2 separate regions of the Mus musculus genome follow, and region 1 is linked to region 2. Evidence: chromatin loops called from intact Hi-C (ENCODE). Cell type or tissue: gastrocnemius. All regions are shown on one strand. Links, peaks and the distances in the headings refer to the core of each region. The heading gives the core; the rest is flanking DNA.

Evidence for each region. A loop is a pair of places that touch in the nucleus more often than their neighbours do. Peaks named below come from ENCODE experiments on the same cell type or tissue, not always from the same donor. Only the 100,000 strongest peaks of a DNase experiment are listed, where the experiment ranks them.
Region 1: a loop joins it to region 2, with 2.0 times the contacts of the local background. A loop is called at or near these places in 5 of 42 quality-filtered maps.

What each region holds. Positions count from the first base shown.
Region 1 is chr11:121,535,121-121,550,087 of GRCm38, reverse strand. Tbcd (tubulin-specific chaperone d) reads right to left here. Exons shown (of 39, transcript NM_029878.4): 14 at 9,080-9,236. Among named protein-coding and RNA genes, the nearest start is that of Zfp750, 23 kb to the right of the region's middle. In gastrocnemius, for the core only: no CTCF peak of the experiment used is centred there; DNase peaks (open chromatin) are centred at 5,989 and 6,617; H3K4me3 peaks cover 350 bases; H3K27ac peaks cover 1,973 bases.
Region 2 is chr11:121,468,149-121,483,115 of GRCm38, reverse strand. Tbcd (tubulin-specific chaperone d) reads right to left here. Exons shown (of 39, transcript NM_029878.4): 7 at 7,445-7,577. Among named protein-coding and RNA genes, the nearest start is that of Tbcd, 24 kb to the right of the region's middle. In gastrocnemius, for the core only: a CTCF peak has its summit at 7,241 (motif pointing left); a DNase peak (open chromatin) is centred at 7,236.

The DNA.
Region 1 (14,967 bases), core at 2,886-10,885, 68 kb before region 2:
CCCGGTGCTGGGAGGTAGACAGGAGGTTCCCTGGGACTGCTGCCCAACAAGTCTAGCCTAATGGCTGAATGCCAGGCCAACAGGAGACCCTGTCTCAACAGAGGTGGATTCCTGACGACGATACCCAAAGTTGTTTTCTGCACACGTAACAAAGCACAGGCATACACCGTGTGCCATCGTTACATCGTTCACTCATTTCCTCACTTGCTGGTCACCCGGATGAGCCTGACAGACTCTAGGGAAGCTCAAGGTTCTACAGGCTACAACCGATTCACAACTAACCTTGAAGATATCAAACATTATAGATAGCCCCAGCCCTATCAAACGTCCTTGGATGGTATACGCTGAGCCTCTAGTGGCTTGGAGAACAATGCCTTTGGCCTGCAGGGATCATGATAAACGGTTCCAGAGGATGAGAACTGGCCGTGTGCAGATGGTCACAACTGGGTGGCTGACACCAACACGCCTAGATCACAGCTAGCTCTACGCTGAGCAGCAGGAGCTCCATATACCCTGCAGGCAGCCTGACCCTTGGAAACACCCAAACATATGGTTTCCAACATTTCCCACAGGTCTGACCCAGTGTGAGACATGATGGGGCAATGCCCTGTCCACATCTGGGTTGAGAGATATGGGACATAATGAGGACTAGATGAGGTCAGCGGGATAGAGACCAAGGCTGGATCCTCTGGGTTTCACAAAAGAAGACACGCCATAAACTCTGCTCTCTGCCCCTTTCAAAGTGAAACTAGTGCTCACAACTCTCCTGGCAAGAAGGTCACTACTAGATGCAGCCTCTTGACCCAGGAGGACCCAGACCACAGGTCAAAATAAGCATTTTCTTTATAAAGTGGTGTCCTGCAAGTATTTGATAAAGTAATGAGAAACCTGCTAACAGGCAGGCAGCCAGTTAGAGCAGTCACCATGGAAACAGCACATGGAAGGCAGCTGCTAGGTCTCAATCCTTCCTACAGCCAGAAGCAATAACGCCACACTATCTCGACTTTTCCTATCTCCCAAGACACTCGACAGGCTTTAATTATGTCTTTTTCTTATATACTGTCTTAGTCAGGGTTTCTACTCCTACATAAACATCATGACCAAGAAGCAAGTTGGGGAGGAAAGGGTTTATTCAGCTTACACTTCCATACTGCTGTTCATCACCAAGGAAGTCAGGACTGGAACTCAAGCAGGTCAGGAAGCAGGAGCTGATGCAGAGGCCATGGAGGGATGGCTTGCTTCTCCTGGCTTGCTCAGCCTGCTCTCTTATAGAACCAAGACTATGAGCCCAGAGATGGTCCCACCCACGAGGGGCCTTTCCCCCTTGATCACTAATTGAGAAAATGCTTTACAGTTGGATCTCATGGAGGCATTTCCTCAACTGAAGCTCCTTTCTCTGTGATAACTTCAGCTGTGTCAAGTTGACACAAAACTAGCCAGTACATATACCAAACTTCATTACTGTCGAAACTAGAAACTCCTTGCTCCTCTCCATGTCAGGCCTCTCACCTCTCCTGCATCCACCGCCAGTTACTGCTATGGGTCCCACCCTCCAAGGGGAACCCTTCTCAGGGAAGCATTTCCTCGTCAGGGATCCCTCTTCTTGGTTCCCACATTCCAGGGACATTCTCAGCAAACAGCAAGGTGCAAGGACCGCGGGCCAGCCATGTCTAGTTTTCAATCTCATTTCAACTTTACCAGGCATGCAGTGGGCACTGCGCATCAAGCACAGGAGATAGAGCTGTGAGACCACTGGCTACCCTCCCAGACTCCAAATCCCAACCAGGGATCACCAGAGGACAGAAATGATTGGAAGGTCAGAAGGTCTTTGGGGTCCAGAAAGTAAAAACAAACAAACAAAAACAAAAACAGAAACCCTCAAGAACAAGAACTGAGGCCAGCAAGATGACTCAGCATACCACCAAGCCCAATGACCTGAGTCTGATCCCTGGGTCGCAGCACATGGTAAGAGAGATAACCAACCCTTTGCAAGTTGTCCTGGGACCTCCACACACAGGTCTTCAAACACAAGCGCTCACACTTGAGCACACACGCACACACACACTTACTTTAATTTTAATGTTAAAAACATCAGAACGCTGCTAAGCAGGTAATGTGCTCCAGGAGAGAACTTGTGCAACAAGAGAGGTGACAAAGAACTGTCTTTAATTCCAATAGGAAAATGGGAGAGGGAAGGAGGCACAACTTTCCTGGCTTGTGGGATTTATACTTTGCCACAATGAGAAGCAGAGAAACCTGAAACAAGAGAGGGTTCATCCTACCTCACCATGAACATTTTAAAATTGTTTCTACCTTGAGCACACTACAGCAGCTTTTGTGAACAGTCTTCAGATCATAAAGCTGACTGAGGGCTCCTAGCAACCCACAAGCCACACACACACATACACACACACCCTCAAGGTTCAGGGAACATCTAGAAGATAGGTACAGAAAGAATATTACTCTGCCCGGGCAAACGGACCAAAGTCCAATTTCAACCAAGTGTTCATTCTAGAGGAGTCAGGCCGTTGAGAAAATAAAGCTGCCTGTTCACAGCCCTCTACACATTCTACCCATCCAGGCACTGGGCACGGGATGAGGAGAATCCCAACTGCAATGTAGCCTGTGGAGATAAAGCCATAGCTGTTCAAGAAGCTGATGTCAGCATGAGACTCATTCACTTCCTCCCTCTGAGGGGTGGGGCTCTGCCCATTTTTCCTAAAGCACTTTCCACTTATTACTAGGCAGTTCTACAGCTGCGGATAAGACCTGATAAGGTGGTGGGATTAGGGTAGCTCCTGGGGGGGGGGGGGACACTTCTAACCCTACTCATCCTTCTCAGGTATGTGAGTGGCTGAGTAGTACCACGCACATGAATCTGTAGGTATCTCTCCTATGCTCAGCACTGACACAAGAAGCCCCGAGATGCGGACCATGCCCAGTCGGAAGGCAGATGCAGCAGGCCTTAGCCACCTACCTTGCTTATGGGGCCACCCTTCCCACAACCACTGTCACTGGTCTGTGTGCTCCCAAAAGCCCCAGCTACCATGATCCTCAGATCCTAGGAACACTGCAGCCATTCTTCTCTGAGCAGTGAGATTGCCAGTGACGGCTCTTGGTCTCTGACATGGAACATACACAAGATGCTCCATGCAGACCTCTCCAAGGTATGAGTAAGCAAAGTGAGCGGTAAGTCAGGAGTGGGACAGGATGTCAGAGTCCAATACTGGCTGTCAGCACAGAGAAAGTCTGTATGTAACAGGTGTCACCACAGAAGCAGCAGCCTCATACACTCCATCAAGTTAGCTTTTCCTTAAGCAAATGCCTTAAAAGTCACTGCTTCATTAATTATTTTCTTTCTTTTTTTAAGAAAGGGTATCAGAGCCGAGCGTGGTGGCGCACGCCTTTAATCCCAGCACTTAGAAGGCAGAGGCAGGCGGATTTCTGAGTTCGAGGCCAGCCTGGTCTACAGAGTGAGTTCCAAGACAGCCAGGGCTACACAGGGTATCAGGATAGGAACTCATTCTGTGGCTCAGGCTGCCTTGAACTCAGTAATTCTCTTCCCTTAGCCCCTCAAGTGCTAAGATTACAGGAACAAATCAGGATTTACATGTTTCATCAAACTTCAGAAATTACACTGTGGTAACTGTAACAGTACTTGGAAAACACTGCTTTTTAAGTAACAGTAAGCTTTTAAGTTAATTAAAACAAATCTGCATGTACTTATGATACAACAATGTTTGACTGTTGAAACAGGGTTTCTCTGTGTATTCTCTGTGTAGCACCCTCACCAAGCTGTAGACCAAGCTGACCTTGAATTTACAGAGATCTGTCTGCCTCTGCTTCCAGAGTGCTGGGATTACAGGTGTGTTCCACCACCACCCAACCATAACAGGTTTTTAAAGACTTTCAATTTGGGCTAAATTCTTTTTTTAACTTTTTACTTATTTGTATGTGTGTGTGTTTGTGTGTAACACATGTGTGCTAAGTCTGAACGTGCCTGGAGGGGGCTTTAGAGTCTCTGGGACTGGACAGTTGTGAGCTGCCCTTTGAGGGCTGCACTGAACAAACCCAGGAAGAACAGCCAGTGCACTTAGCCACTGAGCCCTCTCTCTAGCTCTGGACTAAATTCCTTAAAACTAATTTCCTACTTTCAGAACAAGACTGGCTTATTTAGAAATAAAAATAAGTTTTGAATGCAAAGGGGTTTAATGATATTAGTCAAACAGAAAAGGGAAGTCTATTCCTAAGCCACTGCTCTCCTAAGCCACTGTTCATGCTTACTACCCTTCACCTGGGCCTCGCTCATCCCCAGCAGGAAGACCCGATGCAGAAGTCACTACTCTTCTCTCTCACTTCAGAGAAAACCTAAAGAGCAACACCTGGCACCACAGTGAAAGCCACCATCTGAGGAGAGGTGTTTGTGGGTGTGTCCAGCTGCTTAATTTCTCTAGGGAAGCTGTGACAGCTCACCAGGATTTAACCACACAGAAGGGATTCTCTTTCTGGTACAAACCTAGGGAAAGTGAGAGGCAAGCCTTAGCCTGCCCCTCTCCTTTCCCACAGTCTTAGACCTTGGCTCAGCATACACAGTGAGAACAGCATTCACCCCAAACTCTTTTTTTTTTTTCATTTGTGTGATACTGAGTAGCGTTTCAAAGCAAGCACACTTGCCTCTACATGGGAAATGACAACATTTGCATTCTGAAGTAATTTTTTTAAAGAGAAGACTAATAACTCATTGTGAAACTCCATGGTTTTTTCAGTTGCAAGTCACATTAAAATATAAACCCTGCATTTTACTGAATTTCTCTAAGTCATAAGCAGAACCATGTGCTTTGGGGTCACAGCCAAGCCAGTACAAAGTTGGGCCTGGCAGACCAAGACTGTCTCCAATTGCTGGCCTTCTCCTCAACACAGTTTTCTTCTCTCTGGAAGTTGGGCCATTCAGAGAGGCTGAGAAGAATAAGACATAGCTTTGAGCAATGCTTGCTATTTCCTTATTTTTTTTTTTTTCAGGACAATCTTGCCCTGAAGGAAGAGATCCTACAGAGCCAATCCCAGGCCGTTCACAGGCAGCCCACGCTGCCCTGCCGGTTTGCACAGTGGAGGTGAGAGTCAGGAGCTGCCCCTGGCACAGGCGGGTCTGTGCCTGGGCGGAGTGAACGTCAACAGGAGCTCAGCTTACAAAAGAGTTTCAGGTGAGGAAATCGCTAGAAGGTGACAGGCAGGGTGCTCTGGCAGCAGCAGACAGTTTGCTTTCTTTTCCTTCCTGTAGATCAGATTTTGACTTCTGGTTAGAAGGAATCACCTACAGAACACACAACCAGGCCGGCACCTTTCCACACCACATCTTACTACTCCTGCCTTGCACCAGGCTTTTCAGGAGGCCAGATAGTGCCGCAAAACAGTGGCATAAATTCTGGCTCCACCCGTCTGCTCAAAGACAAAGAAAGATGGTTTCAAAAGGCAATCAAAACAATTTCAAAAAGATAGAAATATGCCTTGAAAATCTTTTAAAATTCCTAAAGCAGAGTTAACACTGTGAGGGTAAGAATAGTTAATCCAGTTTCTTCAACCCAAAATTAGAAAAGGTTAGTGGCTTTCCCTGCATCAGGCACTGAGGTGCAGCAGGACGCCCCACAGCGCCTCCCTGGCTCTATTTTACTCTGGAAACTATATTTGGATCTCAACTGTACTGGTACAGGATACGCTGAGGAGTTTATGAAAGTAAAGATACCAAGATTTTATCATCGGCTAGAAATAATGGGCTTAAAACCTGATAATTAAAGAGCATGGTCACTCATGACGAACCTCACAAGCAGGTCTGCAGGGCACACCCGACCGATACTCAGACGCACAGAGCTTCAGGCAGGAGGTAGTACATGCCCCAAGCTCACTGGCGCACCTGACTCACCACATGCCCTCCCCCGCTGATGCCTGGAGTCAGATGGGCCAGGAAGGGCCAGGCACAGGTTCATCAGAACCTGTCTAACCGGCTAGAAATCTGCAGCGGCTCAGCTCCAAAGGGCACTGCTGCCCATCTGCTGGCTGCCAGCTTAGAATCAGATGGCTGTGAAGCAGAGGCTGGCAGCCCTGCAACCAGACAGCTACAGTTTCCACGCACAACATGCAGACATGAGTTCCCCAGCAACCCCTCAGGCTTGTCCCATAAGCCAGCAAGTCTAGACTCCCCAAGCCCAAAGAAACACGTGGACCCACAAGAGTTTCTACAGACTAGAAGTAGAGATGGCTGTACAACAACTTCTCCTTGGCCAGGAAATTCAGGGTCATTCCAGAGACTGAGCTGTATGTGAAGTGAAGGGCACTTCTGTGTTCACCCACTAAGTCTCAACAGAAGCCGCACTCTCCACACCACACCCAACATGAAGAGGGCCTCGTATCTCCCCACAGCACACCTAACTCAGAGCAAGCAAGTTCACTTAAGTTCTGGGAAGACAGTGCCAGGCTCAGTCAGGGCCGCCTTCTACAGTCCTCAGACAGTAACCTCGTGGCTAAGAGCTTGTGCAGGGCCAGAGCAGAGAGCCTTTTTGTGCTCCCCACCCCCTCCCCCACTATGGAAAGAGAACAGAGTGCTGAGTAGGAGGTCGGCATGGAGCCAGGTATGACCATGACCCTGACAGAGCAGTGATGACTGCCAGGAGCCTGAGAAGTCACCACTGATGGGACTTGGCTCTGCTGTGCAGTTGCCTTTTCTTCTCTGAGTGGTAAATGGTGACTCTGAAGAAGAAGGTACCATGTTCCTTCAGCAGCCATGGAAGCTCCTCACCATACTGTTCTAAGCGTAGGGAAAGCTGGAGCTGGAGAAGACAGAGCAGAGCCCAAAGACCCACCTACAGCCATAGCACCAAGACACAGCAGCCAACTTCAGAGCCAAGCTTTTCACAGACTGTCCATTTCCTTTACTGAATCCACCCAGGGATCCATCATTGCTGTGATGTGAGTTCTACAGCACAGAGTGAAGACAGACACTCTGGTGGGAACTGTGTAGCCCCGACTTTTCCCTCAGGACCAGGTGCCCTACAGGGACCTCTCCTCTGTACCTCCTGCCTTCCGAAGTGGCAGAATGGCCTTGAGACCCCACACCCAACAAAAATGAAGCATGAGAGAGCTAACCTAATGCCCCCTCTAACATGGCCACATGCTCCCGGGCCAGCAGGTCAACTCCTGTTCCCTTTACTCTATGATTCCCTCCCTCAGGCCATCCACCTTCCTCCATTCTGGATCAGAAGAGGGAGAAGGACGAGCCATGGCATCCTGGGGGTGGGGGTAGCTGCTCTCTGAACAAAACTGTGAGACCGAACACAGTCTGTCAGGACTGTTTTTATTTTGAAACAGGAAGCAAATGCACATCAGAGCCAAGGTCCTACCATCCTTCACCATCTCCTGGCAGGTCACTGGTACCAAGTCAGGGTCACGTCAGGGTCACATCTGGCTCTATGCCTAACTCCTACTCAACACTTTTCATCTTCAGGGGAGGAAACTGGAAGCCTGACTGCAGCTACCCACCTGACAGAGCCTGTGAACTGAACCAGACCCTGTCGTGTAAAGGAGCTTTGCTGCTCTGGGGCAGGTGTGAGCAAGAGAAAGACCTGTTCACTACTTATGCAAGTTGAAGATGAGGACAAGAAACAGTTGCAAGAACCTCCCTCACAGCCACATAAACAGCAAACAGAGGATGCACCTGCATGGCAACAGAATGGGACGCAGGGAGGTCACAGCTATGGACCAGGCCTGAGGATCAGCAGAAGGCCCTGGGCAGCTGGGCTCTTGCTCCTTCCCACCCAGAACCAAGTCTACAACCAACAGCACAGCTTCCTGGTAACTGTGCATATGTCAGGTCCCCATGAGTTGTGCCTCATCAGTATATGTTTATGCTCCATTGAATGAGACAGGTCCAGGACAGCTCCCTTCTGAAAGACCCCACAGTCAGATGTCAGGGAGGGGGGTAACGGGGGTGGAGGGAGGAGGGGGGTGGAGGGGGAATGTCCTGGAGCTGAGTCTTGAAATGAGGTGAGGGGCAAGTAGCACCATAAGGATGTTCTAGGGGGTCCTGGAAATTTAGCAGCTGGCTCAGACTTTCAGGTATCTGGGAAGTACTGGAATATCTGCTTTTCCTGAGGCTGGTTTTGTCTGTTCTGATTTCCCAAGTTGTGTGGCCACATCCACCTCACCTTCATTCAGCAACTTAAAGAATAAATAGTACTGGAGAGCTCTGTGAGGTGGGAAAGTATTCTTAGACGAGGAGTGGCAGGTGCCTGGTCACTAGACTCCAGTACCTGAGGGTCCTAGGTGTAGGGGCAACGGCGGCGGCTCCAGGTCTGACCTCAGAAACATCATGCCTTGGGCATGGTGCCCAGGCTCTTCTGCCCGACTTTCTGGAGTTTTTTTTTCTTTTTCCTTTCCCTTGGAAGGATGCAGGACAAGTGTGCCCTCAGCACAGACATCTCCTCAGTTTTGTACAGCAATTGGTACATAAATTTGGGGGGTGGGGGGTGGGAGGTGGGAGGTGGGAGGGATAGCAGTAACCTTTCGAGTTCAAGCTTCATTCTGTTTCTGAGGAGCCAAAGGAGGGCACCACGCAGTTCAGGGTGTCTGTCCATCTGGTGTGGATGGTGCAACGGGTGCTCTCCGACTGAGTCTTCTCATGCTCATTAGGGCAACACCAATAATCTGCTCTGTCCTCAGCACACTATGGGATGGCTCCAGAGTATTCAAGTGACTGGACTTTACTCTGTTCCCATGCATGTAATCTCTTCTGAACATTTGGAAAGGTCTGAAGTGGAACCTGGGACCCATTTGCTTCCCTGGACAGCCATGTTTGGAACCCTATCTCCCCACATAGCAGATCCTGTCCCGTTCCACAAGATAAGGTAGTCTTTTCCTCTCTTGCCCATCTCTTAGAGAGGAGGGGCAGGGCACAAGGATGCTGATATTGGCAGCTAGTTGTAGAGAATGGCTTACCTAAAGCCAACAGGTTACAGGCAGATGGTATGTTTATCTGAGGCACGTCTGCCACATGACACAATCACTCTTGAACGCAACCAAGAGGCATTACCTTGAAATGGCAGTCACAAAAGGTGTCAACTCCTGAGGTTCATAGGCACGTGCAAAAGCCCAGCACACATAACAGGCAGCATCCCTGACATTGGCCCCAACGCTGCAGGCACCCCGCTTCTCATCGTAGGTAAGGGCCTTCAGGATCACCGTGACAACTGGCAGGAAACAAAAACAAAGAGCAGTTGATGGCAAACCATGAGGCAGAATCACAGACAGGAGTCAAAACCTGCTCAGGAAAAACAAAACAAAACAAACAAAAAACCCTGAAAGGGAAGCAAGCCCATCAGCTCAAAGGTACAAAGGAAATTTGGGTTTCCCAAGAATCACATAAAGAAATGACAGTTCTTCAGAACAATAACCATAGCTAGGCTGCCAAATCTGTGGCCACACCAACAGAGTACAAAACTTAGAAGCCCACAGCAGGATAGGAAGGGCCGTGTGTTTATGGGGAGCACTGGTGACACCCACAAGTGAGGCGAATGGATGTGAAACCATAGGACACCATCCAAATCTTCTTATCACAGACTTCAACAACCTCAGAGAGAGAAGAAGGCACCAGACCTAGACCAGAGAGGGAACCTCCACAGACACCCATGTGTCTGGAAAGCCAGTCCTAGGTTGCCTTGTATGTACAGGACTGTCTGCTTGTTTGACCATAGAAAGTGTCTATAGTAACCAAGAGATAAAGTCATATGAATTCCTCTTTGGTTCTAGTAAAAATATACAACCAGGCAATTGACATATATGCATGCACAGAGACAGACAGACACACACACAAACACAGACACGCATACACACACACACACACACACACACACACACACACACAGCAGTTGATACAAAGAGGCGATGTATGCAAGAATACTGGAACATTAAGTTATTCCTGTATTCATAGCACTCCTGAGTATTTACTTGAAGGGTTCTTAAGTCATCACATCACAGACAGACTTGCTCACCAATGCTTTTTGTTTTATTTGTTTAAGGCAGTGTCTCACCATGCAGCTCTAGTTGGTTGGCCTCAAATTAGCTATGTAAATCAGGCTAGGCTACCCTCGACCTCTGCCTGCCTCAGCTTCCCAAGTGCAGGGAGTAAAGCTGTGTGCCTCCATGCCCAACACACTCATCAGGGTTTATCTGCAGCACTGTTCAAATGGCTAAATTATAGGACCAACCCAGGTATCCATCAAGAGAAGAATGGATAAAGGAAATATAGTACATCTAAACAACTAGGTTTTCTTCCACCATAAGTGAAAACAAATCAGGGGGCTCTGTCAATAAAGTATCTGTACTGCAAACATGAAGAGCTGCATGGGCTCTCTGGCACCTATATAAAAGCCGAGCATGCCAGGGTGTGTGACCCCAGCTCTTGGTAAACAAGGAGACAAGGGGATCTCTGGAGCTCATTGGACAACCAGCATAGCCAAATAAATCTATGAGTTCCAGGATCAGTGAAAGAATCTGTCAAAAAATAAGATGGACATCAACAGAAGATATCTGACATTGACTTCTGACTCCCACATGTGTATGCACACACACGCACACTCTCTCTCACACACACATACACTCTACATACAAAACAAACACAAATGAAATCATGCTATTTACAGGAAAATGGCTGTAACTAGAGATTATCACATCAAACAAATTAGCTCGCTCAGATAAATATCACATTTCTCTCTCATTTGTACATCCTAGATTTTATGCAAAAATCATGTATACACATGACATGAAAGCAGAAGCAAACCATTTGGGAAAACAGAAGGGAGCTAAAAGGAGGGAAAAGGAGGGGGATATGGCGAGGAACTCAGTAAAAGTATATTATGCACTTTTATGAAAATGTCCTTTTGACATCCAGTACTGTATACTCTATAGCTGTGCGCCAACAAAAGGTGCAATCAGGGCTGAGGAAATGGCTCCATTGGTAAAGTGCCTGCCACGTAAGCTCGAGGACCTAAGTTTACATCTGCAGCACACACAGAAAAATCCAGGATAGTGCTGCACACTCCAACTCTGGACAGAGAGATGTAAGAGGAGCCCCGTGGCTTGCTGGACGACTAATCTCACCAAATAGGTGCAACTCTAGATTCAGTGAATAACCTTATATTAGAAATAAAGTAGAAAGAGATAGAAGACACCCAAAATTGCACCCTGGCCTCCACAAATACACATGTGTATGTGCACACCTGTGCACACATACACATATACCACAGAAAAAGGAAAAACAAATGTTACTGTATATTCTGTTCTGTATATTCATTTCTTTGTAAAGAGCTGCTTATTAAGATGTATACACGTCTTAAAGCCGAACCATTACACTTCTGAACCACATAAAGGAATTTAATGTATCTACTATGTGGGGGAGGGGGGGCGTGGTGGATGCATGTACAGGTGGCACAGGCATAGAGGTCAGAGGACAGCCTTCAGGAATTAATTCTCTCCTTCCACCATATGAGATCCAAGCAGCCAACTCAGGTTGTCAGAGTTGGTAGCAAGTGGCCTTATCTGAGCCATCTCGACAGTCTAGAATTTAATTTTATAAGAAAATCAATTGTTAATTTTTTTTTGTTTTTTGGTTTTTTTTTTTTTTTTGTTTTTCGAGACAGGGTTTCTCTGTATAGCCCTGGCTGTCCTGGAACTCACTCTGTAGACCAGGCTGACCTCGAACTCAGAAATCCACCTGCCTCTACCTCCCAAGTGCTGGGATCAAAGGCTTGCGCCACCACCGCCCAGCTTCAATTGTTAATTTTTAAAAGCCTCTAAAAAGTAGTAATGGAAAATAGCAACAGAGAAAAACTTAAGAAAAAAACTTGATTTTTACAATGCAAAGATAGGCTATTCTTTTAAAGTCACACTAAGTAGACTTTTCTAAAAGAGCATGCTGAAAGTCTCAATTTCTTGATCCCAGTTAGACAACCGTGCTGTAGTAAGGAACACTGGGCAGCTCTCACTGGTATCTTTAAAATGTGTTTAAAACATAATTTGAGGACTAGGAATATGGTTCACTGGTACAGAACCTAGGTGCATTGCATGTGTGTGGCCCTGGGGTCAATGTCCAGTGTCATACCTACAGAGACAGAGGAGCCTCCTGCTGGCATCATAGCTCAGACAGTGTCTGTAGCTATGTGTTCCTTGAAAAGAAGGGGGCAGGGCGTGGTGGCGCACTCCTTTAATCCCAGCACTTGGGAGGCAGAGGCAGGAGGATTTCTGAGTTCGAGGCCAGCCTGGTCTACAAAGTGAGCTCCAGAACAGCCAGGGTACACAGAGAAACCCTGTCTTGAAAAACCAAAAAAAAAAAAAAAAAAAAAAAAAAAAAGAAAGAAAGAAAGAAAAAGAAAAGACGGGGGTTTCAAAGCAATTTGGGGTTCAATGATTAACCTTACTGGCAGAAGCTCGACACAAACACTGAAGGCTACCAAGGGAGGATTCACAGCTGATAGATAAATCAAGGATTTAGTCAAATACCGGCAGCAGACACAAAGGGCATGTGAGTGTCCAGGGTCTCCAAAGGCAAGATAAATGGAGCACGCTGCTTCTAGGACTGCATGCACGCCACCCTCAGAACCATGCTGCTTCTAGGACTGCATGCACGCCACCCTCAGAACCTGTGCTCTGTCTACATCCTCACCACGCATGAATACCAAGCCTGTGTCTACAAACAGTGTGAAGAGAGGCAGCACTTAGCTATGTGCATGTGAGGTGCCCATCTCCTGCATGTGCAATTATCCACCAGAAAATAGCACCTAGAAATATATTGGCAAAAAGAAAAACCAAACCAAACCAAACCAAACCAAACCAAACCAAACCAAACCAAAAACAAACAAAAGCCCTGAAGGGTCATTATTAATGTTATAAAACCAAATCTCTGCCTTTCTGCTTCTAAATTTTCCTATATAAATAGTAATTGTTCAATGGAATCTATTTCACATAGCCGTGGTATTTCACAGAGGCTGTAAAAATGTGCACAGGCGAGAGAGAGAGCACGAGGCCCTGGACATCCTAAGGGAACAATGTGGGATGTAGTGAGTCCTCATGAAGATGAGGAGTCACCTAAGCTGGTCCTGCTGAGAACCCCCAAATAAGGCCTATCCCCTGACAAATATCACAGCATTAGGAATGTGAGTGTAGCTTCTAGATGTCCAAGATAGAGTCCACATTCCCAGCAGTTTCACATATAAGTGGCCACACTGGAGTCTTGGGCATAGTGTAGGGCCAGCTATTCCTGGCCTCTTCAAAGCCAATCTCTGAGTCAGCTCCATCCACAGAAACAGCTCCTCCACTCTGTCAGCTCGGCCCAGCCCCATTTCCCGTGCTTTCCAGAGGCACTCTGTGTGTGATCACAAAGGCCAGCTCCTTCACAGCATTCTTGAGATCCCTACAACTCCTCCCCAGTTCCCACCTAGCCTTACAGTCCCCCTACTCTGCCAGAATTCCCATCGCAGACTATGTCCCAGAGACTCCCTTATCCTACAAGGCTTCTCTGCACCCCAGGAAACAGGCAGACTCTCAGGAGCAGGAAGCAGACCAGCAGGAAGCCAGAAGCTGAACCCAGTTATCTGACAGACTATTCATTACTCCTGTAAACACTTGATGTTCCCCCCAAACATGGAGCTGATGGTTAAATATCAACCTAGCAAAAGACAACCACCTTGAGGGCTACGGATTAGAAATTATATCTACAGTTATCTCAATTTGAACTATATCCAATCTGCAATGCTGAAAAGGTCCTCTGTTCATTGAAACAGGCCCAGCTGACCCGGAACTACTCCCAGTTTACTAGTATATAGCTCGAATCCACAACTCTGTTAATTAACAGGTTGCCCACTAGGGAGCAAACAATGTCAAGAAGATTGGCTGTGGCACCTGTGGGAGGGCAGCATCCATATGCGTAGAGTCACTGCCAGCTGGACTCCCTGGAGCTCAGTAGGCACCAGAGCCCAGATGCTCTGGGCAAGGCCAGCCAGCAAGCCTCTGGCCTCAGGGAAACCTGGATGTGTTCTCTAAGTGTCAACTTATCACTCCACAGGACAAAATCAATTTCCAGACAGACAACTGCAAGTGGCAGTGTCAGCACTCTCCATGTCCACTTCACATCTCTCCTACACCTTGCCAGGAAACTGGTGCCACCCACGAGCAACCCCAACAGGCAAACACAGACCTCCCACACCACAATACCCAGCCCAGCCACAGCACCCAGGTTTCTGTCCCCAAACTGAAGTAAGATAATTTGGGAAACTAGCCCTTCTCGGGGACTTGTTGACATAGCCAGCTGCAAGGAAATCAAGTGATGGGTCTGAATCCACTAAAAGTATGTCTTGGTGGACTTTCTCAGAGTGTAATTCCATTTACTGTTCAGAGGACCAACTGCCTGGGAGGATACCTGATGGTTCTAACTACCCATTCCATCTGAGAGACCACAGGAGTTGCAGGCTCCAAGAACCCACTCACATCTTGCCTGTCTCCAGACAGCCAGGACCTTCAGATGTCAAACTATGCTGAGACTCTCATGCCTGTGTCCTTCCACAACTCTAAGCTAGAAAAGCAGGAAATAAAGCTCGTTAGGGCCTCAGGCCCCACAGGCACCCATAGGTGCCAATGCTGTCCAGCAAAGACCTGACAGTCCTCCCCTATTCTGGCCCACAGCCCAGTCAGCAGTCTTCAGGGACAGCATCCTGGCTTTTCTTGTGCTGAGATACTTAAAAGCATCCTCCACAGAAGCACAGCACACACCAGGAGCTAACAAGGAATATGGCATGAGGCAATGACCACCAACGACTGGCTCCTGAATGGAGGCTGGCCTAGTAAGGGCAGGATGCTATGATACGGATCACTGGAAAGGAACTGATTTGTAGAAAGGACAACGTGGGAAAGACAGCAATGGCTGATCCT
Region 2 (14,967 bases), core at 3,595-11,594:
AAGACAGTGCCAGATGCCCAGCTTGGAAAACGTGGCCTACTAATTACACACTGCCATCCTCGGGGCTCAGAGGGCAGGAAGACGCCCCAACTGCCCTTGGCGGGTCTCCCCTCTGATGCTTCTCAATCCTTGTTCCCTCTTGACCATGGAACAGCGCACAACTACAAGGAACCAAACAGACGAGGACGATAGGAAGGTCTCCACGGAGGTACTTCAGAGAAGGATGACCTGTCACCCTTCAGAAGAAGATGAAGACCAAGCACAGCAGATGTGCGTGAGTGAGGGCAAAAAGACTAAGGAACCACACTACAGGGTGAAGACTTGTGGAATGGGAAAAAGGTATCATGGAGGGATCGCTGGAAAGCCAGCTGAAGCTCTGGGTAAGACAAGGAGATGTGAGAACCAAACAACTAGCAGGCATGGAGGATACCAGCAGAGACAGCCTCAGGCTCGAAGTCTCAGTCTGTCTGCTTCTCTCTGTGTCTGTCTGTCTCTGTGTCTGTCTGTCTCTCTCTCACACACACACACACACACCCACACACACACACTGTCTCTGTGTTTCTCTCACATATGCAGTCTCTCTGTCTCTGTCTGTCTCTGTCTCTCTCTTACACACATACACACACATTGTCTCTGTGTCTCTCACATATGCAGTCTCTGTCTCCATCTCTCTGCCTCTCTGTCTATGTCTATTTCCCTCTCTCTCTCTCTCTCTCTCTCTCTCACACACACACACACACACACACACGCATACACACACACACGTCTCTGTGTCTCTCTCTGCCTCTATCTCTGTCAGGCTTCTACAGTCACAAGGCTAAGGAGGACAAGCTGTAGGACAACAGGAATGAGGTTAAGGTTGTGACTTCAGGTGTCACAAGTGTACCCACGGCCCACAGAATGAGGGCTCTAGAACAAGGACAGAGAGCAGGAAACAAAGATCAAGGGCAAATCAGAGATGAGATGTCAACAGCCAAGGCCTGAGGGAAGCATGTGAGAAGGAAGGCCAAGGAAAGTATCAGGGCAGCCAGGTATCAGCACCTGCCCGTGGGCCAGGTGAGAGGAGGAGGAGGTGGAGCGTGAGGTGTTCAAATGGCCCGCAGCAAAAGCCACGAGCCAGGCTAAAGGTGGAGGGGGCTCCCCACTGGCCTCCTGGGTCTCCATTACTAACGCAGCTCACACGCGCAGGTGGGCAGGGACGGGGAGGATGAGGCCATGCACATGTACATACGCGTTCCTACAGGGCTCACCTAGGTAAAGTGCTGAGCTGCGTGAAACTACAAACAGCCAGAGCCTACTCAGAGCCTACTCAATGCCTGGCACAGGAACCCTGAGTCTATGGAGACAGCACTCTCTATAGACAGTGCCTCATCTCCATCCTATCCGTCACGCGCTTTCTCCACCCAAAACCTTCCTCTTCGGGATAGAAAGATGGCTCTGGGGAGAGGCGCTTGCTGCTGCCAAGCCTGCATTCAATCATACGGTGAAAGGTGAGAGTTACTTCTGCAAGCTGTCCCCACATGAATGCTCTGGTACACACATCACACTATACCCGAAAATATATATAAACAAGTAAAGTGAAAAGCAAAGTTGCCCTGAGCACTAAGGCACAAGCCCCCAGACATTCTGCCCTAGGATGCTGAGCCAGGGCTTCTCTAGAAACCAGGCTCCACAGAAGCCCACAAACAAAGAGGCCAAAGTCCACAAGACCATGACAGGCTAAGCTGAAGAGCATGACCAGGGCTGATTAGCTAGTCTCCACACACTCTGAGGCAAGAGAGGTTTGTCACTTCTCTTCCAGATAGAGCAAGGTACCACACCTATGCCTCGGGCCACCAGGAGAGATGAAATCCAAGTATAGCTAAAGCCTATTCAGAGGCCAAGGCCAGGACAGTCTGGTCAGGCAGCTGAAGGCCCAGACAGAGCCAAGTCTAGGATACTGGTTCCTCGTGCTTACCCATACAGGTAATCTAGTCAACAGTCACTTGTACCCAGGCACCCGACCCCTATCCTTTAAACCACACGCAAGGAAGAGAGACGCTCCAACACATGCCTCGTGGGTCAGATTGCCATGCAGCCCCTGGGATGGGCCTGTGGATCCTGGTACCTTAGCTCTCTCTCTTCAGTGTTAATACTGTTGCCTGTGAGGTTTCTGGGTTTTGCTGCAACTTTGTGGCTTTTTGTTTCTCTCCGTGCTAGGTAACCCAGGGCTACAAGAATGCTACAGAAGTGGTCTCTGGTACTGAGCTATACCCCCAAACTATAAGTTCAGTAAGAATTCTACCTTTAGTCAACAATAGATAAAATAAAGTCTGGATTTTGAATTTTGTTTGTTTATGGTTTGGGGGCAGTTTCTCTATGTAGCCCAGGCTATCCTGGAACTCTCCATGTAGACCAGGCTGGCCTCGAACTCAGAGATCCGCCTGCCTCTGCTTCCCAAGTGCTGGGATTAAAGGCGTGCGCCACCATGCCTGGCAAATTTTGAAATGTTAAAAATAGGAAAAATTAAAAACAAACAAACAAACAAACAAACAAAAAACCCCACCTAACTGTGAAGAGGAGATGCTATGTCAGCTGGTAGTAAACAAAAGAATATCCCCTGCCACCAATCAACACAGGCAGTACCTTCCCTACCAGCAGCCTGTCTTTGGAACCAAAAGTTCCCTCACCATCATAACCACTGAAGGAAACCCAGAGAAGCCGCCATGGTCAGAAGCTTCTAATCTGAAGGAAAACCATGACCACACAACCATCAACCAATAAGAAAAGGTAAAATACATTTAAGAGACAATGTTTTATTTTAAAATATGTTTTCTGCCCTCAAATTTCCTCCATTTGCATTAATACTAACACTCATGAGCAAAGGGGCCTTCCAGAGAAACGAAGTTGCCAAACACTTGTTTCCTTCCCACAAGAGTTAAGAATCAATGCCGCGAGAGGGCTATGCTTCGAGGGAAATAAAATCAATCCTAGTTTCGATGTGACTTGTTCAGAGTTCACCTGTTTCGCCTAACCCACACTAATGAACAGGTGGATAAAAATGAAGCCAAGTGCATCAAAGGAAACATGCAATCCTGAAGCACAATACACCTGCAAGTTTCATCACGCACAAGACACCAGCCCTCTGCCTTCAGGTCTGACAAGCCCATGGTGAAACTGCTCCACCCACTGAGCGTAACTTCCTCCTGCCCTGGAGCCAGATCAGACCCAAGTGACCCTCTAAGAGAGAAAAAGAAGCCAAGAGGGAGACTGAGGAGACAACGCTGCCCCAGAGCGGAGGCTTGAGGGGTGGGGGAAGGGCGGTGGCAAGCCAGGCACCTCGAGCCCTAGGAGATGAGACCACCGTAGCTGTTGGTCTACAGCAGTTTCATTCAGCCACTTCCCAGGATTTCAGTTGTCTGCGTCAGACAAGTGCTCACCATCCTCGGGGCAAGTCTCTCTAGATAGAGCAGAGGTGCTGTTGCCAAACCACCAAAGTACTCTGCCCCAACGGCAGAGAGCTGGGTCTCATCTTCCCCTCCCTTGCCAACACACCCAGCTGGGGGGGGGTGGGGGGGGAGGGAGGAGTGTAGGAGACTCAACTTTCTAAGCCTCTGGGAACCCTTTTTACACCTCAGGAGGAAGCAAAAAGAGAATTTCTCTCCTCAACACTGGAATTTAAAGATGTCCAAATAAAAGGCACACATGTCTGGCTGGTTTAAGTCACTAAAAGGAATCTCAACCCACTGGCAAAACTGGCAAGGAATGGAACAGCAACTGCCCTACAGTGTCTGAGCACAACCTATGCCCCATGCACCTCCTAAGTAAGAAGAAACAGAAATCTTGGGAACTACACAGAGACTCAGGTGATCAAAAAGAACAAAAAGGCAAAGAATGTAAAACGAGACAGAAAGCAGTCACTGCGGAATGCTCCAGGCACGTTGGCCAGGACCTCAGTTAAGGCCCACAAGTTATCACCACCTCCCACAGGAGCCTGCTTCACCTAAGCAGGAAGCCTGTCTACCCTGCCAGCCACAATCTCTATTGCCATGGGCAGGAAGAAGTGTAGAGCAGAAAAACTCCTGGGCCAGGCTGGCAGGTAGCTCAAAACTGCAGACTGAGCTAGGTCCAGTGGGACACACCCATAACCCTTGCTAACAGAAGCTAGCCTGAGCTATAAAGCAAGATCCCTCTCACAGTCCCTAACCCAAGAAAGAATGCAAACAGCCGAACAAAAGCCATCTAAAATCAATCCCCTGAGATTAATTGTGCCTGTCCTCCCATGTGTCCCATATACACGCTAGACAGGTCTAACACCCTTCCCTCAAGCACCACCATGCAGTAACAGACTCTAGCTACGGTTTGTCAGACCTTCCTGTATTCTCTTGATGTGAAAACTTTCAACAAGACTCAGGCCAAGCCGGGGGTGTTGGCTCACACCTGAGATCCAGCACTCAGGAGGAAGAAGCAGGAATATTAACACAAGTTCAAGGCCATCCTGGGCTACAAGTCCCAGGTAAACCAAGGCTGCACAGTAAGTAGGTAGAAAGCCAGGTATTGTGACACAAACCTTTAATTCAAGCCCTCTGGAGGTACAGGTGGATAGAGCTCTGAGTTCAAGCCCAGCCTGGTCTACAAGAGTTCTAGGACAGTCACAGCTACATAGAGAAACCCTGTCTCAAACAAACAAACAAACAAATGGAGTGGGAACTGGGTGGGTGTGGGATGGATGGGTGGAGAGAAGACAGCAGGTCGGGCAGGGAGGCAGAGATAGATCAGTTGGTCAAGTTTAGACTGAGTTCAATCCCTGGAACCGAATGAGGGACACAGAAAACGTTCAATAAGTTGTTTCGAACTCTTTATTGTTGTTGCTGCTGCTGGGCTCAAAAGATGGCTCAACAATTAAGAGCATTTTGGTCTCCACACAGGCAATAAGCAAATATAAAAAGAAAAAAAAAATTTTAAAGATTCATGCCAAAAATATTAAGAACCTACTTACACCCAAATCTTTCAAATAAACTATTTCTATCTACCTATTCATCAGAATTACCTAAAACACAAATGTACAACACCTACCACGATTTATAAATCAACTGTGACCTCTGCCCCACTCTTTCCTCTTCCTTCCTCACACTACCTTTCAGGGTAAGCCACAACTTGCACTAACCTCTACTGCTACAATCAAAATGGAAATCACAATAAAACCTCTGTAGTTGCCTCTCCCCACAGCTAGAACAAAGGCCTCCCAAGGTATGGGCTGTACAGCTGAATCTGCAAACCCCAAAGATATCTACCATAGGCAGAACCTCACATCTCATCAATAACTTAGTTTGTGTATGTGCTCATGTGCGTACCACAACTGATAAGTGGGGGCAACCATAATTTTTCTTTATTTCTAATTTTTATTTTATTTATCTATTTTACTTTTTTATTTCTATTTATGGATATATGTATGTGCATCTGGGTGTATACGCACATGTGTGTGTAAGTGCTCTCAGAAGCCGAAAGATGACATCCAGATCGCCCAGAACTAGTTACAGGGTGTTCTGTATGTACCTCCTAACTTGGGTGCGGGGAACTGAACTAGGGTCCTCTGGAAAAGCAGCAAGTGAGCCATCTCTTGGGCCCCACAACTATAATTAAAAAAACAAAACAAAAACAAAAAGAACTTCAAAAACAAAATACTATAGTTAAACAAAGGGAAAAAAAACAACTCTCAGGGGCTGGGTAAGGATAGATAGTTCAGTACTTGCCTGTCATGTTTAAGGGTCTTGGCTTGACACCCCAGCACTACCAAAAAGAAAAGGGGGGGGGTTGTTCTATGTGCTGAGGAAAACAATCTATTACTATACACAAATAGAGAAACACCTACTGATACATACCCAAAATAATTATAAATTTTTAAAAACCTATTTTATGTTCCCCAGTAGCATTAATCACAACAGTCAAAAACAGTCACATAATGAAACAGTTTCGGCCTGCGAAAAAGTAGTGAAGAACTGACGCGTGCCTGCCACAGGGTGGGCAGACCCTACAGACGCTGTGCTCAGGGAAAAGAGCCTATCCTACATAAAAGTCACCTCCCAGACAGGTGAGCTCAGTGCCACTGGCCTGTGGAGTATGATGCAGTGTGTATGCGGAATGGCATACTGAGAAGAGACAACGGTGGCTATACAACTCTGTAGACCTAACAAAATGAACTAACGCCCATCTGGAGCCGCCAAGTCTTCAGAGAGAGCAGCAGAGCAGAAGCTCAGGTCTTAAGAAACATTTTATTTTCCCAGGCCTCCCTCTTGCATGTTTTGAATGGCAGGCCTCTGAAAGGCAATGGCAATATCACTGAAAATAAAGAGACACCAGCCGTTTCTCATCCCCACAACCAGGATACACATTCAGCTGCAGAGGCACATGGAGTAGGTCCAGAGAGCCTCGACTTGCCTTCCCGTCCCAGGTTGCATGTCCCCTTCCCAGGGCTGTTGGCACCTGCCCTGATACCTCCCACCCTGCATCAGGACCTGTATTAAGGAGTAGTACAAAAAGCCAAACTCAGTATGACTGGTTGCCTTCAGACTTCTCCAAAGGATCCTACTTCTAAGTGACATGTCAGCTCCCTTTGCCTTCAAGACAAGGACAAGAACTACTGTCAAATCGCATCCAGTGTAATCAAAGAAAAACAAGGAAGAGGTTTCTGACCCTGGAGCCGCACAGTTTCAGAAGGCTATCTGCACCCTCCAGAATGCCAAACCCTAGAAACCAGGGCCTTATACAGCTATCCATGCCTTCGTCCAAAATACTGACTCTTAATACCATGGCCTCAGAGAGTCTCTGTAACCTTGTAAACATTAACCCTAGAGACAGACTTGGAGAGGCACCATGACCTTCTTAATGCTGACCATCAAAACCAAACAAAGCCTTAGGGGGTCCATCTGTGACCTCCGGAATACTGGTCCAGGAGCTTCCTAGCCTTGTTAATAGGGCCATGTCCTCTGAGATTTCACACCAGAGTGGTTCTCCTTGTCAGTACTAAAAAGCCATACAACAGACAAGCAGAGAAGACCAGCAATAGGAAGGATGGGCACAGTGGGCATCTCCAGACGGGCCCCAGTGTCTGTATTTAAACTCGGGAACTAGAAATTTTGTAACCCACGTAAGCAAACAGGTTTCAAGCCCTCTGCCTTCTTTCACTTGGGCTGGTTTCACTGCTTTACGACAAAAAAACTAAAGGCTGCAGTTCTGCAGGCGCCGCTGCCCTCTAGTGGTGAAGCACAGTTCTTCAGCTTTCTCCTGGAAGCCACCACTCCAGTCCAGCCTTACACACTAAGCACACAGCAGTGGAAAATGAAACCACAACCCTGTAATGCAAATTAATCCTACCAGGTTCCCGTAATTCAAACACAGAGTGAATGGAACCAACAGTTTGGGCACAGTGCTGGAGCTCCACATGCTGTCCCGGGGCAGGGCTCACCAGGGCCTGCAGCATCCCATCCATGGTAATGACACCCTCGATGGTCTGGAAGGAAGAGTGGGCCAAGGTGCAAAGGCTCCAGTCCAGAAAGCTGGCCATCTTTCTCTGCTTGACATCGGGACGTGTGATAAATCTACAGGGGAACGCAAACACACAGGAGATGCTCAGTAAGACTCCAATGCTGAAAGCTCACCCACATCCCACCACACACCACACACCACACACATTTCCTCCCAGTCATCTTAGATCCCTGAACAGGTTAGGTCAGATGCCTGCATCTCTCTCTCTCTCTCTCTCTCTCTCTCTCTCTCTCTCTCTCTCTCTCTCTCTCTCTCTCTCTCTCTCTCTCTCTCTCAGAAACCAAATCCCTGACCACCATGGCCCAGCAGCTGATTGCCCATCAGGATCTCTCAAAAAGTTACTCAGAGGCCTCACCACCCTACCTCCTTCCCTCCTGGGCCCCAACTAACCACCAGCTTTACAAATAGATGGGCATCGTTAACCCACCACAGCCAGGGAACATCTACATGCTTCTCAGCTCTGACTCCTTCCAAGTATCTCCCTTAATCTCAAGATATATCCTCCACAACCTAATCCAACAACCAACCCCGACCCAAGGACCTTCCTCTACCACAACCTCATGTTGCACAAGCCTGTTTCCTTCCACCCAACATCTGGCTGACAATGTGAACCCAGACCTCTGACTCAGTGACTCTAGACAGATCCTATAAGGGAGGAAACACACAAAGGAAGGGAAGGAGAGGGGAAGAAGAGTAAGGGGAAGAAGGAGGAAAAGAGGGGGAAAGGAGAAGGAAGGGAGGAAGGGAAGGTGCTGCGTCCCCAAAGGCAGCTCAAGGACAATCTCAAGGGGCCTTGCCCAGGAGAAGCTGAACAAGAAGAGACACAGCACAGCCAGTGGGAAAGATCTGTGTCGGGGAGGGGGAGGGGGGAGCTGACAGGAAATGTGCAGGGATAAGTACAGGGACCAGGAACCAAAGGACCCAAGCAGGCAAGTAGCAGGTTTATGACTGTCCTGGCTAGTCTCATGTAGGAGCATGGACAAGGCTGTGCCAGCAGGTAGCCAGAAGGTAGTTCCTTCTGAGTAGTAGAACTGTATGCCCAGAAGGGAGGCTATGAGTCCTGGGAACAGAGGGGTTCACTTTAGGGTATTCCACATGCAATACCCATTAGGGAGTCATACGAAGCACCAGGCACAGGAGAGTCAGCACTGGGATTCTGACATCCACTCGCCCTCTAGTGCCCTGACCATCTACACTGGAACCTAAACCTAGTCGTCCAGAAGGCAGTTAGAGCTACATCCACTCTCTGCACAAACAAACCCTCTCAGCACATACTGGTTGGTACTAGCATACGATGCTCCAGCCCCTCCCAGAATATGTACAGCCAAGCACATGTGGACAGCTGGCGCCCTTCGCCATCCTATGAGTTAAAGACTCAACTCCTGTGGGTCACACCTCATAAGACATGCTCAAGGGTTTAAATCCCCTATTTCCTTTTTATTTATTTATTTATTTATTCATTCATTCATTCATTCATTCATTCATTTATTTATTTACTGTATGAGTATACTGTAGCTGTCTTCAGACACACCAGAAGAGGGTATCAGATCCCATTACAAATGGCTGTGAGCCATAATGTGGTTGCTGGGAATTGAACTCAGGACCTTTGGAAGAGCAGTCAGTGCTCTTACCCGCTGAGCCATCTCTCCAGCCCTATTTCCATACAACATGGTCCAATTCTTGCCTGACCTCAGTGTCACCTGTTCACTCCAGTGGGAGCTGACCAAATCCTTTCCCTAGGCAGCACCTACACAGTCTAGTATCTGCATCTACCTTCATGCTGCCAGGCCTCATATGCACAGATTTATTCCCATAGCAACACTAGAAAAACGTAAGCACACTTGCTTTACTATGACCTACCAATTTGACAGCTAAAGAAAAAGCAACACGGAGCCATCGGTAGGCCAAGCTGTAAAAAGCAGCAGGGCATCCAGATTTACTGTCAACTATGAAAGAGGTAGAGCCGTAAGACTGGCGACTTACGTTCCAGCAACAGGCACTAGATCTACAAAGGACGGTGCCTTTGAACTAACTGTGCCATCACACAATAACAGGCAGCGGAACAGGCCATGCACACGGCTGGTGCAAGAATGGCAGCAAAAGAAGAGAGAAGACAAGAGCGGGAAACTGAGACTCCCAGACAGAGGCTATTTAGAGACAGAAATGAAAAACTACAGGTTCTAGTGTTCCTGAGAACCATCACAGCTTCAGTCCTAGAGTCTCAAGCTACCCAGGCCAGAAAGCTTTAGCACTGAACATTACTAAGCTCTTAGGAATCCCAATACCCACACCTGCACACCAGCTGCTGCCAAGGAATGAGGATGCGCCGATACTCATAAAACTAAGGGTCTCCTACCTCTGGCTTTCTCAGGAACTGTAACACCTGTAGAACTAATGGCACTGTTATCAGAAGCTTGCACAAGAGGACACCACCTCTTGCTGCTTCTGCCTGTTTAATCCTGCAGTTTGATGCTACCACATGCTAAGGTAGTCAAAAGATACCAAGACCAGTCGTGAGGTTTTTCATTGCCTACCTGTGAATTCTACCTAAGAAGAGCTAAGGGATCCCCAGCCAGCTACACTAGGAACCCTGGTGGTTGCACTGCCTGGGACACGGCCTCAGAGTGAAGCAGCAAACGGGAAATACAATCCCCACTAGGCAAAAATCATGTATACTTCAAACTAATACAAACTAATAAAGATCAGCGGAAATATGAAATATCTACAAAATTATTCTAGAACTGGTAGCTAGCTATTGGAGGAGAAACCCTTCCTGATGCAAACTCTATACCAGTGGTTCTCTACCTTCCTGAAGCCTTGAACCTTGAATACAGTCCTCATGTTGTGGTGACCCAACCATAAAATTATTTTCTTTGTTATTTCATAACTGTAATTTTGCTACTGTTATAAATTACAATGTTAATATCTGACATTTGGGATATTTGCTATTCAACCCCTATGAAGGAGTTGTACAATCCCCACAGGGGTCACAACCCACAGCTTGAGAACCTCTGCCCTATACCAAAAGAAATTTGAGGTGAAATTAATTCTGTGTTACAACAATGACAAAAATAAAAGAACATAAATGACTACTTGTTAAATCTCTTAAGTTAAAATTAGCTTCAACAGTAAAAATAACCAGTTTAAAAAAAAAAGATGTTTGACATTAAAGTTAAAAACTGTACTATAGGTTTTAACTTCTCCCTCTATTCCTCCAGACCCAATCCCCCAGGCTCACCCCCAGCTCTGCAACAGAACACCTGCTGCAGCCTTCCCTGCCCCCTCCCCCCATCTCCTGTGAACCCCATGGATCTTACCCCGTGTTCCCCAAATCATTGCTTTATCCAAGCCCCCAACACCAACAGGCACCCCTGCTATAACCCACAGAGCACTCCAACCAGGGAACCAGGTAGGCTGTCTGTAGATCGTCCCTCTCCACCTGTTCCTCCTGATTCAACCTCCCTCTCATCCCCAGCTCTGTTGTAGACCTCCTCGGGTGACCTTTCTTCATTACCTACCCCATTCCAAGGAGACAAGATAAGCAGATCCTCCCTCTTGGGGACCCCTTCAGACCCCTAGCCTAAGTGCCAGTTCCCAATACCCACAAACACATTTTACCTGGAACCCCACCCCCAGTGGCCACACCTATCAGATTGTCTCAGGTAGGGTTTTATTGCTGTGACAAGATACCATAACCACAGCAATTCTTATAAAGGAAAACATTTAATTAGGGCTAGCTTGCAGTTTCAGAGGTTTAGTCCATTATCATCATAGCGAGGGTGGCTGTAGAGAAAATTTCTTGTGTTGTAAAAGCATTCATTTGCCAATAAAGAAGCCTATGGCTAATGGAGCTGAGGCAGGAAATAGGAGGTGGGAGTTCAGACAGACAGACAGACAGAGATCTTGTGAACCTGGCCCTTTAAAGGATCACCAACTGCTAGTCAACTGGCCCTTTAAGAATTCTTAGCTGTTAGAACTGCTTGACCCTATGACCTTCAGTGTTGGTGAGCTCTTGGATTTCTGAGAACAGGAAAAAGCCAGCTGAGGCTGAGAGAAGGGGGCTAGCAGAGTGAGAAGACAGTTGGTGACAGCTGAGTCAGGAGAACCTGAGCTAAGCAGACAGTCTAGGTCAGGTGTTACAGTTTACAGATGCTAGAATTGGGGAAACTAGGAGAAGAACTGTCTGAGGTCATCCTGGTCACAGGCCAGCCAGGGCTACATAGAGAAACCACAAAGAACCAGACGATAGATGCATAGATGCATTGCTAGGGAAGAAAGAAGCCCATGGACTTCGGGGCCTTGTGTGCTGCATTCTGAATGATACTGTGCTGTTGAGCATCTCACCTTCTGTCACTAAGAACATATCTTGATGTTCCATGTGGGACAGGTAGCAGAAGCCCGTCCTTCTTCCTGTCACTGTAAGATGCCTCAGCAGGAGCTGACATGACAGCTCTGTCAAAATGGCTACACCACCACATCTCCTCAGCCTGCAGCCATCACAGGAGCTGTACACGATGGCACACCACCTTTCCCACCTCAGCATGAGCTGCCCTTCAAGAGCTGTCCATGGTGGCAACGCCTTCTTTTCCTGCCTCATCCTACAGCCTTGGTGAAACACCACAGGAGCTGCTCCAGAGGAGCTGTCCCACAGGAGCGTCCCCACAGGAGCTGTCCCACAGGAGCGTCCCCACAGGCGCTGCCCCCACAGGAGCGTCCCCACAGGAGCTGTCCCATAGGAGCTGTCAACAGTGGCAGCACCTTCTCTCTAGTCTCCCCCCAGCAGCCCTACAGAAATGGTGCCTCAGCAAAAGCTGGCTACAAGCGAGAAGGACTTCCCACCCTAACCCAAAGGCCCAACACAGGAAAAGGGGGTGAAAAAAGTCACCAATTCCTGAGCAGGAAACCCACCAATCCCTGAGGTCCCCAAGCTCAGGACTTAAAATTCCACCAATCATCACTCTGGAAATCCCTGCCCTGAAAAAGCTCCGCCCCCCCCCCTAAGAAATCCTATATAAAGAACTTCCCTCTGTCCAGTTCCCTGCTGTCAGCTCCCAGGAGCAGAGGGCTGCCATCCCTGGACTCATTCCTCCATGCATACCACTTAGCAAAGTTAAATCAAGATCAGATGAACAACTTAAACAGACTTATAATCCCTAGTGAAGTAGAAGCAGTCATTAAAAATCTCCCAACCAAGCTGAGCAGTGGTGGCGCACACCTTTAAAGCCAGCACTTGGGAGACAGAAGCAGGTGGATCTCTTGAGTTTAAGGCCAGCCTGGTCTACAGAGTGAGTTCCAGGACAGCCAGGGCTACACAGAGAAATCCTGTCATGAAAACAGAAGTGGGGGGAAAAAAGTCTCCTAACCAGAAAAAGCCCAGGGCTAGATGGTTTTAGCACAGAATTAGACAAGACTTGTAAAGAAGAGTTAATACCAATATGCCTCAAATTATTCCACAAAATAGAAACTACAGGGGCTGGTGAGATGGCTCAGTGGGTAAGAGCACCCGACTGCTCTTCCGAAGGTCAGGAGTTCAAATCCCAGCAACCACGTGGTGGCTCACAACCATCCATAACGAGATCTGACTCCCTCTTCTGGAGTGTCTGAGGACAGCTACAGTGTACTTTAAATAAATAAATAAATAAATAAATAAATCTTTAAAAAAAAATAGAAACTACATTCAATAAAAACTTCAAACCAAATCCTAGAGCACATTAAAAATATCATCCACCGTGATCAAATAGGCTGTGTCTCAGAGACGCAGGGAGAGCTCAATATATGAACATCAGTAAGTATCACCTACCATATAAACACACCGAAAGGAGGGGAAAACCACATGATCATCTCTCATTATATGCAGAAAAGGCCTTTGACAAAACCCATACCCCTTTATGATAAAAGACCCAGAGAGATTCTCGAAACAAGGGACATACCTAAACATAATAAAGGCAGTTCACAGCAAGCCCAACATCAACCTAAGCGAAGAGTAACTCAAAGCAATCCCGCTAAAATCAGGAACAAGACAAGGCTGTCCACTCCAAACCTGTTCAATAAAGTAGCTGAACTCTTAGCCGGAGCAGTAAGAAAACAGAAGAATAGATAAAGCAAATGTGGTACACTTATACAATGAAATATTACTCAGCTGTTAGAAATAAAATATCATGAAATTTGCAGGCAAATGGATAGACCGTGAACAAAAAAAAAAAAACATTCTAAATGAGGTACCCCAGACCCAGAAAAATAAACATGGTATGTATTCACTTATAAGTGGATATTAGCTATTCAATAAGTGATAACTAAACTACAATCTGTAGATTCTGGGAAGATGTGTACAGAAGGGACTAGGAAGGGATACATGGACGTCTCTAGGAAGAGGAAATAGATTATACAGGTAGACTGGGGGCAGGGAGAGAGAGGATGGGAATGGGATGATCAGGTGGGAGGAGAGACAGGGTTGAGGGAGGAAGAGGCAGAATCAAGAGGCAGCTGAGAGGGAGTGTGGAAACCTAGTGCAATGGCAATCTCCTACAATACATGAAAGCACTCCAAACGAAGTCTCCAATTAATGAGGGAAACAGAGTCCCAACTGGCCATCTCTCGTCATCAAACAAAGCTTCCGGCACCAAGACTGGGTTACTGCTGTAACCAATTGTTCTGTTGGCCAAAGGGCTCCCACAGAAATCACCGAACCCAGAATGTTGCCAAGGCAATAGGTTGCTCTCCACAAACTGACGGCCAGGCCCCACTGCTGAAGACAACACACACACAATCACTGAACATGGAGAGGTTGCTCTGATGCCTACATTAACCTTCACCCCGTCATTCTGTGTCTATGGTATGCAAAAGTACTTTGTAGGCTACCAAAGGAAAAACATAAACACCAACCCCAACACAATCTGTCCCATCTGCAAGGTATGCTGGAGCAATGGGACACAAAGCTTGTGGGTGTGACCAACGGACAAAGCAATGGTGACACAAAGCTTGTGGACATGACCAAGTCCCATTTAAGGTTCCACGAGATAGAACCCATACCTGACATTGCTTTGGTGACCAAGAGCCAGCGACTAAATAGCTCAGGGACCTATAGTAAAACCAAATACTACTGGTCTTAAAAAAAAAGAGAGAGAGAGAAAAAAATCAATAAAATGACCCAATGATATTCTGCTATACTCATTAGTCAGTGCCTTACTCGGCCATCATCAGAGAAGCTTCCTCTTATAGCAGAGTGAGAACAGAGACACATAGCCAGATATTATGCAGAAATTTGGAACACACAGCTCCAAATGGGATATGTTCATTAAATCTCTCCCCTCACAGAACCCTGAGGAAGATGTGGCAGGATTTTCCCTGTCCAATTAATTTAAATACTAGTGCAGCAGGAGGTTTATGATTGGACGGGGAAAGAGGGTAGAGCTAAGAGCTGCAGAGACAGAGAGGAGACTGGAG